Regions from separate parts of the Homo sapiens genome. Here region 2 is linked to region 1. Evidence: chromatin loops called from intact Hi-C (ENCODE). Cell type or tissue: lower leg skin. All regions are shown on one strand. Links, peaks and the distances in the headings refer to the core of each region. The heading gives the core; the rest is flanking DNA. Region 1 has its middle 630 kb from the start of MIR4522. Region 2 has its middle 510 kb from the start of MIR4522.

The links. A loop is a pair of places that touch in the nucleus more often than their neighbours do. Peaks named below come from ENCODE experiments on the same cell type or tissue, not always from the same donor. Only the 100,000 strongest peaks of a DNase experiment are listed, where the experiment ranks them.
Region 2: a loop joins it to region 1, with 21 times the contacts of the local background. A loop is called at or near these places in 1 of 110 quality-filtered maps.

Annotation. Positions count from the first base shown.
Region 1 is chr17:26,662,015-26,667,399 of GRCh38, forward strand. No RefSeq gene overlaps it. Among named protein-coding and RNA genes, the nearest start is that of MIR4522, 630 kb to the right of the region's middle. In lower leg skin, for the core only: no CTCF peak of the experiment used is centred there; no DNase peak of the experiment used is centred there.
Region 2 is chr17:26,778,242-26,783,626 of GRCh38, forward strand. No RefSeq gene overlaps it. Among named protein-coding and RNA genes, the nearest start is that of MIR4522, 510 kb to the right of the region's middle. In lower leg skin, for the core only: no CTCF peak of the experiment used is centred there; a DNase peak (open chromatin) is centred at 2,384.

The DNA of each region.
Region 1 (5,385 bases), core at 214-5,213:
ATATCATCATATACAAACTAGACAGAAGCATTCTCAGAAACTACTTTGAGTTGTGTTCATTCAACTCACAGAGTTGAACATTACTTTTGATAGAGCAGTTTTGAAACAATCTTTTTGTAGAAACTGCAAGTGGATATTTAGACCGATTTGAGGTCTTCGTTGGAAATGAGAATAGCTTCAAATAAAATGAGACTGAAGCATTCTCAGAAACTTCTTTGTGATGTGTGTATTCAACTCACAGAGTTGAACATTCCTTTTGACAGAGCAGTTTGAAACACTCTTTTAGTACAATCTCCAAGTGGATATTTGGAGGGCTTTCAGGCTTTTGGTGGAATGGGAATTATCTTCAGATAGAAACTAGAAAGAAGCTTTCTGAGAAACTTCTTTGTGATGTGTACATTCAACTCACAGAATTGAACATCCCTTTTGATAGAGTGGTTTTGAAACACTCTTTTTGTAGAATCTGGAAGCAGATATTTGGAGCGCTTTGAGGCCTTCGTGGGAAACGGGAATAACTTCACATAAAAAGTAGACAGAAGCATTCTCAGAAACTTCTTTGTGATGTGTGCATTCAACTCACAGAGTTGAACATTCCTTTTGACAGAGCAGTTTTGAAACACTCTTTTTGTAGAATCTGCAGGTGGACACCTAGAGCGCTTTGAGGCCTCTGGTGGAAAAGGTAATATCTTCACATAGAAACTAGAGAGAAGCATTCTAAGAAACCTCCTTTTGATGTGTGCCTTCAACTCAGAGTTGAACCTTCCTTTTGATAGAGCAGTTTTGAAACACTCTTTTTGTAGAAACTGCAATTGGATATTTGTACCGATTTGAGGCCTTCGTTAGAAACGGGAATAGCTTCACCTAAAAAGTACACAGAAGCATTCTCAGAAACTTCTTTGTTATCTGTGCATTCAACTCACAGAGTTGAACATTCTTTTTGAGAGAGCAGTGTTGAAACACTCTTTTTGTAGAATCTTCAAGTGGAGATTTGGAGCGCTTTGAGGCCTGTGTTGGAAAAGGAAGTATCTTCACATAGAAACTAGACAGAAGCATTCTGAGAAACTTCTTTGTGATATGTGCATTTAACTCATAGAGCTGAACCTTCCTTTTGATAGAGCAGTTTTGAAACACTCTTCTTGAAGGATCTGCAAGTGGATATTTGGAGGGCTTTGAGGCCTATGGTAGAAAAGGAAATATCGTCATATAAAATTAGACAGAAGCATTCTCAGAAACTACTTTGGATGTTTGCATTCAACTCACAGAGTTGAACATTCCTTTTGACAGAGCAGTTTTGAAACACTCTTTTTGTAGAATCTGCAAGAGGACATTTGGAGTGCTTTCAGGCCTGTGGTGGAAAAGGGAATATCTTCACATGGAAACTAGACAGAAGTATTCTCAGAAACTTCTTTGTGATGTGTACATTCAACTCACAGATTTGAACAAGTCTTTTGATAGAGCAGTTTTGAAACCCTCTTTTTGTAGAATCTGCAAGTGGATATTTGGACTGCTTTGTGGCCTTCATTGGAAATGTGGTTATCTTCTCATAAAAACTAGACAGAAGCATTCTCAGAAGCTACTTTGTGATGTGTGTATTCAACTCACAGATTTGAACCTTCTTTTTGCTAGCACAGATTTGAAACACTCTTTTTCTGGAATCTGCTAAAGGACATTTGGAGGGCTTCGAGGGCTACAGTGGAAAAGGAAATATTTCACATAAACACTAGACAGAAGCCTTCTCAGAAACTTCTTTGTGATATTTGCATTCAACTCACAGAGTTGAACAGAACTTTTCATAGGGCAGTTTTTTAGAAATTTTTTTTTGTTTTTTTTTTTTGTTTCTTTTTTATTATTATTATACTTTGTTTTAGGGTACATATGCACAATGTGCAGGTTAGTTACATATTTATACATGTGCCATGCTGGTGCGCTGCACCCACTAAATCGTCATCTAGCATTAGTTATATCTCCCAATGACATCCCTCCCCCCTTCCCCCCACCCCATAACAGGCCTCAGAGTGTGATGTTCCCCTTAATGTGTCCATGTGTTCCCATTGTTGAATTCCGACCTATGAGTAAGAATATGCGGTGTTTGGTTTTTTGTCCTTGCGAGAGTTTACTGAGAATGATAATTTCCAATTTCATCCATGTCCCTACAAAGGACATGAACTCATCATTTTTTATGGCTGCACAGTATTCCAAGGTGTATATGTGCCACATTTTCTTAATCCAGCCTATCATTGTTGGACATTTGGATTGGTTCCAAGTTTTTGCTATTGTGAATAGTGCCACAATAAACACACGTGTGCATGTGTTTTTATAGCAGCATGATTTATAGTCCTTTGGGTATAAACACTCTTTATGTTGAATATGCAAGTGGATATTTAGACGGGTTTGAAGCCTTCGCTGGAAACGGGAATGCCTTCACATAGAAACTAGACAGAAGCATTCTCAGAAACTTCTTTGTGATGTATGCATTCAACTCACAGAGTTGAAACTTCTTTTTGGTAGAGCAGTCTTAAACACTCTTTTTGGAGAATCTGGAAATGGATAATTGGAGCGCTTTGAGGCCTATGGTGGAAACGGGAATAGCTTCATGTAAAAACTAGACAGAAGCATTCTCAGAAATTTATTTGTGATGTGTGCATTCAACTCAGAGCAGAGCATTCCTTTGGACAGAGCAGTTCTGAAACACTCTTTTTGTAGAATTTGCAAGTGCACATTTGGAGAGCTTTGAGGCCTGTGGTGGAAAAGGAAATATCTTCACATAGAAACTAGAGAGAAACATTCTCAGGATCTTCTTTGTGATGTGTGCATTCAACTTACTGAGTTGAACCTTCCTTTTGATAGAGTAGTTTTGAAACACTCTTTTGGTAGAATCTGCAAGAGGATATTTGGAGTGCTTTGAGGCCTGTGGTGAAAAAGGAAATGTCTTCACATAGAAACAAGACAGAGCATTCTCAGAAACTTCTTTGTGTTCTGTGCATTCAACTCACAGGGTTGAACCTTCCTTTTGATAGAGCAGATTTGAAACACTCTTTTTGAAGAATCTGCAAGTGGATATTTTGATGGCTTTGAGGCCTTCGGTGGAAATGGGAATATCTTCACATAAAAACTAGAGAGAATCATTCTCAAAAACTTCTTTGTGACGTGTGCATTAAACTGACAGAATTGAACCTTTCTTTTGAAAGAACAATTTTGAAGCACTCTTTGTGTAGAATCTGAAAGCGGATATTTGGACCGCTTTGAGGCCTATGGTAGAAAAGGAAATATTTTCATATAAAAAGCAGACAGAAGCATTCTCAGAAACTTCTTTGTGGTGTGTGCATTCAACTCACAGAGTTGAACATTCCTTTTGATAGAGCAGTTTTGAAACACTCTTTTTGTTGAACCTGCGAGTGGATATTTGGACCGCTTTGAGGCCTATGGTGGAAACGGGTGTAGCTTGTCATAAAGAGTAGACAGAAGCATTCTAAGAAACTACATTGTGATGTGTGCATTCAATTCAGAGTTGAACCTTCATTTTGCTAGAGCAGTTTTTTTTGATATGGAGTCTCGCTCTGTCCCCAGGCTGGAGTGCAGTGGCATGATCTCAGCTCACTGCAACCTCCGTCTCCTGGGTTCACGCCATTCTCCTGCCTCAGCTTCCCACATAGCTGGGACTACAGGTGCCCGCCACCATGCCCAGCTATTTTTTTTTTTTTTTGTATTTTTAGTAGCGACGGGGTTTCACCGTGTTAGCCAGGATGGTCTCGATCTCCTGACCTCATGATCCGCCCGCTTCAGCCTCCCAAAGTGCTGGGATTACAGGCGTGAGCCAACGCGCCTGGCCAGAGCAGTTTTGAAACACTGTTTTCGAAGTATCTGCAAGTGGATATTTGGAGCGTTTTGAGGCCTGTGGTGGAAAAGCATATATATTCACCTAGAAACTAGGGAGAAGCATTCTCAGAAACTTCTTTGTGATGTGGGCATTCAACTTACAGAGTTGAACCTTCCTTTTAATAGAGCAGTTTTGAAACACTCTTTTGGTAGAATCTGCAAGTGGATATTTGGAGTGCTTTGAGTCCTGTGGTAGAAAAGGAAATATCTTCATATAAAAACTAGACAGAAGCATTCTTAGAAACTACTTTGTGATGTGTGCATTCATCTCACGGAGTTGAACATCCCTTTTGATAGAGCAGTTTTGAAACACTCTTTTTGTAGAAAATGCTGTGGATATTTGGACCGATTTGAGGCCTTCATTGGAAACGGGAATAGTTTCACATAAAAACGAGGCAGAAGCATTCTCAGAAACTTCTTTGTGATGTGTGCATTCAACTCACAGAATTGAACCTTCTTTTGATAGAGCAGTTTTGAAACACTCTTTTTGTAGAATCTCCAAGTGGACATTTGGAGGACTTTTAGGTCTTTGGCGGAAAGGGAAATATCTTCACATAGAAACTAGAAAAGCATTCCGAGAAACTTCTTTGTGATGTGTACATTCAACTCAGAGAGTTGAATATCCCTTTTGATAGAAGAGTTTTGAAACACTCTTTTTGTAGAATCTGCAAGTGGATATTTGGAGTGCTTTGAGGCCTTCATGAGAAACGGGAATAGATTTTCACATAAAAAGTAAACAAACATTCTCAGAAACTTCTTTGTGATGTCTGCATTCAACCCACAGATTTGAACTTTCCTTTTGACAGAGCAGTTTTGAAACCCTCTTTTTGTACAAACTGCAATTGGATATTTGGACCGATTTGAGACCTTCGTTGGAAATGGGAATAGCTTCACATAAAAAGTAGACAGACGCAATCTCAGAAACTTCTTAGTGATCTGTGCATTCATCTCACAGAGTTGAACGTTTCTTTTGATAGAGCAGTTTTGAAATACTCTTTTTGTAGAATTTGCAAGTGGATATTTGGAGCGCTTTGAGGCCTGTGGTGGAAGAGGAAATATCTTCACATAGAAATTAGGGAGAAGCATTCTCAGAAACTTGTTTGTGATGTGTGCATTCAACTCACCGAATTGAACCTTCCTTTTGATGGAGCAGTTTGGAAACACGCTTTATGAAGAATCTGGTAGTGGATATTTTGATGGCTTTGAGGCCTTCGGTAGAAATGGGAATATCTTCATATAAAAACTAGACAGAAACATTCTCAAAAACATGTTTTTGATGTGTGCATTCAACTCACAGAATTGAACTTTCCTTCTGAAAGAGCAGTTTTGAAACAATCTTTTTGTAGAATCTGCAAGTGGATATTTGGACAGCTTTGAGGCCTGTGGTGGAAACGGGAATAGCTTGACATAAAGAGTAGCCAGAAGCATTCTCAGAAACTTATTTGTGATGTGTGCATTCAACTCACAGTGTTGAACCTTCCTTTTGATAGAGTAGCTTTGAAACAGTCT
Region 2 (5,385 bases), core at 273-5,272, 120 kb after region 1:
TTGATTTTGCTGAGTCTCTTTTCTTTTGTCTTTATTTTCTTTACTTGTACAATGTTAATAATCTAGTAATAACACCAACTAAATCACATGATTGTTTTAAGAATTGAGATAATGAATATATTGCATAATATCTGGTACATAGCAAATGTACATGCAATCCATTATAATAATTAGAAATAATGAAATATAATGTATGATTATTAGGAAATGTACCAGAGCCACAAATTTTATTGAGCGATATAAAAGACAACTAGAGAAAACAAAGAAATGTGCCATAGCTGGATTGAAACAGTAATAATAATGTGTGTTCATCTTAGACTAAATCATGTCTCATACAATTTCAATAAAATTCCAATTAAATTTATTTTTAAAACGTGGCAAATACATTGTAAATTAAATGTAAAAGAACAAACAGGGCCAGGCTCAGTGGCTCAACCTGTAATCCCAGCATTTTGGGAGGCTGAGGCGGGCATATCATGAGATCAGGAGATCGAGACCATCCTGGCTAACACGGTGAAACCCCTTCTCTACTATAATACAAAAAATTAGCCGGGCGTGGTTGCAGGCGCCTGTAGTCCCAGCTACTCAGCAGTCTGAGGCAGGAGAATGGCGTGAACCCAGGAGGAGGAGCTTGTGGTGAGTGAAGATCATACCACTGCACTCCAGCTTGGGCGACAGAGAGAGATTCCATCTCAAAAATAAAATAAACTAAAATATAAAAAGAAAAAGAATTTGTGTCTTGTTTCCTCATTAATGTTGGTTGAAAGCATGTTTGCACTTGTCTTTGACTTGTGTTTTATTAACATCGATTGGCATATTAAAAGTCCCTCTGAGCTTACCTTGTCTAAAAAAATGTAAGAAGAAGGACTATGAGGCAGAGGGGCTGGTGTGAGCACATGCTGGGCAGGAGGAAAGAGGTAATGATCAGGACCAGGGAAATCCCCAAACCCAGCAAGTCAGGGAGCCAAATGAAAGCCTTTCATCCTGTATCGGCCACCTAACCCCATCGACACTCAAAGTGAGCATTCTCTCTTAGAGATACTCATTGTCCTGTTTTTTCTGTAACCTTGCAAAGGAATCTGATTTCTCCCATTAGCCTTTCACAGGACAAAAATTTCATATTAGAATGCTATTCTTTAGAAGGCATCTCAGATTAGGCTGCAAGGAGATTGAGGAAGTTACTGTCAGTCACTTATACCCCACAGGGACATTAATTCACCAGAGCTTTGGTGGGGGAGTAGAGGAGCTCATTACAAGCAGGTCTGGATGCTGCACAGAGTGTAAAGGGGGCAGAAGGATCCAGGACACCTAGGCCTGGAGATAGTGCCAATGCTGGGAGGTACCATTATTATCCCCATTTTACAGAGGAGGAAACAGACACTGGCAGGTAATGTGATCAAGACCATGCTGTCCTGCAGTACAGGAGCCAGGATCTAAACCAAGGCAGCCTGCCTTGCCATCAGCGCTATCACCCATAACCTCGTGCTGCCTTTAAGCAGGATTGCCCTGTGGCCAGGGGCACAGCTTCTGGGTTCACATTCCAGCTTCTCTACAATTTCCAGCTGTGTGACCTTGGGCAAGTTACTTGTCTGTGCTCAGCGTCCTCTGCACAGTGGGTATAGCAATACCTGCCTCATGGAGTCCTTTGAGTTAATCACTGTAACATGCTTAGAATGGTGCCATGCGCATCGTCACCATGCAGTACATATGGGCCATCATGCCTGAATCCCGGATAGATTAAAAGTCCCTCTGAGCTTAACTTCTCTAAAAAAATGTAAGAAAAAGGGCCTGTGGGAAGGACTATGAGGCAGAGGGGCTGGTGTGAGCACATGCTGGGCAGGATGAAAGAGGTAATGACCAGGACCATTGAAGGGTCTAAAATGACCAGTATCCTTGAAGAGTCTAAAATCTAGGATCCTGAAATGCCTGGCAGTGGGATCCTGAAATCCTCTGGCAGCATTTTAACATATTTTGGCTGCAGAATTGTACCCTGCTTCCCGGGGCTAGAAGGTGTGGGATCAGCTGCTTACTCAGTTCAGCCCCAAAGTAGGCAAAGAAGGTTTTGTCACAGGCTTGTCTAGGGCCCAGCCCCTGTAACCTCCCCTTGTCCCTCCCTTGCATGCTCCCTCACCCATATTCACACATGAACTCCAGGCATTCTGGGCCCCAAGGGAAGGAGAGAGGGTGGGGAGTGGGTTCACTGGTCTACCGAAGCATGCTGCCTTCAGCCCAGCTGAACTGCTGGGTCCAGGGAATGGGCCTGCAGCTGAAGGGGTCTTGCCCCCCCTTTAACTTTAAACTTTGATTTGCAGTGATCCAAGAGCTTCATCTCTTCCTGTGATCCTGTCTGGATGTTTATGCTGGATGGCACGGGCCCCTTCTGGCAGGGGTGCACAGGCCAGGGCATGGCTGGCAGCCATGGCAGGTAAGGAGACCTTGGCAGATGAGAAGACCTTCTGCTTCAGCTTCAATGTATGGGTCTTCTCCTGGCTCTCAGTACATTCCTCCTGAGCCATGATGGGCCCCAGTTCAATGAAACCTTCTGCGGCAGCATCATGGTGTCCAGGGGTATAATCTGGAGCAAGTGCCAGTGCTACCCCAAGATAGGTGGTTGTGGGGCTGAGTGAAGCCCAAAGGGCTGGATCTTGTACCTCTCTTCCACGTATCTGCTTCAACCTTCAATCATCTTGTTATTTTCATTTTGACTCCCGTTTTATTCTGTCTTCTCTTCTGAGCACCCATCCATTCATTTATCCATTCATCCATCTATTCAACCATCCATTCATCCCAGCATCAATCTATCAATCTATGCATCCATCCATTTATTTGTCCAACCACCCATCCATCTATCTGTCCATCATTTAGCATAAGGATTGATCAGAAGCCTCCTGGTTCTGGAGCCATAGACCAGACACCATGGGGAGACATGATGAAAAACAACATATGATTTGTGTGCTTGAAACAAAAGCTAATGAGTGCTTACCACCTGCCTGGCAGTCCTGCATTCAGGGTGCAGTTCTCCCCTCATCCTGAGCTTTTTGGTACCTTCTGTAGTTTCATTTTGTACTAGAGAATGCTGAGCCTCATAAAGTGGGATCACACAGCTGTGTAGTGGAGTTTGGATTGGAGCTCAGATGTGTGTGACTTAGGCATCATCCTCTACCTTGAGTCCTCCACTCCAGGGTCCCAGAGCTGCTGAGCATTCTGGGGTTGGTCAGCTCTAACTTTGGTGGCATGCATTGAGCAACTCTCCATATTTTGGAGTCTTAATGTATTCCTAGCCTTAGTGATGGCAAGGACCCTGCTTTGGGAGACCTGGGTTCTAGTTCCAGTCCTGTCCCAAACTTTCTGTGTGATCTTTGTCTTTCTGAGTCCAGTATTTGCATCTGCGTAATAGGACACAAGCACCAACTTTCACAGCCTCATAGGGCTATTACAGAGGTCAGAGAAGAGAAGAGATATACAAATATTTGTAGACTGTAGAGTGTTTTGTTTAGGTGAAGGGCTGTCAGGTCCTGACAACCCTCTGGAATGAACATGTCAGAAGTTGTAAACCTTCAATGCCCAGAGAGGTGGAGTGACTCTTCCAAGGTCACATATCTAGTCAGAGACAGACCAAGGGGAAAAAAATGAGAGAAAAATGGAATCTAACTTGGGCTCTGTCTCTAACTGCCTGGGAGACTGCTCAAGCCCCTTCACTCTCTAGGCCTCAGTTTCCTTGTTTTTACAATATGTGAGACAGGATGAGGGGATGGATGGGGAGGATATCTGGAGGCCTTGCTAGAACTCACCTCTAAGGCCCAGGCTTGGGAATCCCCAGAACCCCCATATTGTCCTTTACACCTGGATGGCTGTGCTCAAGGGCTCAGGGAGGGGGGACTCTTGTGGACCTGGACTCCCTAGCCCTTCCCATTCTGTGGGCCCACCTTGTGATGTCAGCATGTTAGGTGCTGGAATGGTCTCAGCAGGTTTGCAGTCATTTCCGAAGAAGTTTATGGTAACCTCACCTCTGTCTGCACCATGTCCTGGGCAGAGGTCCCCGGGAGAAGTCCTGGAGGCCAGAGCTACCCATGTCACCACCAGCCATGGCAGTCCTCTTCCCCATGAGGAGGCTGCACCCTGGGAGATGGCATCGGGTGGAACGGGACATCTGTCCTGACCTCCCAATTAGGCAGAGGTGGCTGTGGGACTGTGGGCAGGGATACTGGAGTGGCAGTGGGAAACGAAGTGGAGGAGGAAATATTGCTGGGTACTAATAGAATAGAATGTAATGGATTTCAATGTATTTGACTAGAATGAAATAGAATCGAATGGAATGTAATCCAATAGAATGGAATGGAATGAAATGCAATGGAATAGAATGCAATGCAATGGAACGGAATGTAGTGGAATCGGGTGGAATGGAATTGAATGGAATGGACTGGAATGGAATGGACTCGAATGGAATGCACTGGAGTGGATTGTATTCGAATGAAATGGAAACGAAAGGAATGGAATGGAATGGAAAGGAATAGAATGGAATGGAATTGGATGGACTGGAGTCGAATGGAATAGAATCGAATGGAATGGCATCAAATGGAATGGAATCTAATGGAATGTACTTGAATGGAATGGACTCGAATGGAATAGAATTGAATGGAATGGCATTGAATGAAATGGAATGGAATGGAATGAAATGGACACAAATGTAATGGACTCGAATGGAATGGACTCAAATAGAATGGAATTGAAAGAAATGGTCTCGAATGGAATTTATTCGAATAGAATGGAATCGAATGGAATGCAATAGTATGGAATGGAATCGAATGGAATGGAATCGAATGGAATGGACCGGAATGGAATGGACTGGAATAGAATGGAGTCGAATGTAATGGATTGCAATGTAATTGATTCGAATGGAATCGAATCGAATGGAACGGAATCGAATGGAATGGACCAAAATGGAATGGACTGGAATAGAATGGAATCGAATGTAGTGGATTGCAGTGTAATTGATTTGAAAGGAATGGAATCGAATGGAATGTAATCAAATGGAAAGGAATTGAATGAAATGGAATGGAATAAAATGGAATGCAATGGAATGGAACAGAGCGGAATCGAGTGGAATGGAATCGAATGGAATGGACTGGAACAGAATGGACTCGAATGGAATGGAATGGAACAAAACGGAATCAAACGGAATGGAATTGAATGGAACGGAACGGAACGGAATGGAATGGAATGGAATGGAATGGAATGGACTCGAATGGAATGGAGTTGAATGGAGTGGAATCAAATGGAATGGAATCAAATAGAAGGCAATTGAATAGAATCGAAAGGAATAGAATGGAATGGAGAATAATGGAAAGATATCGAATGGAATGTAATGTAATGGAAACAAATAGA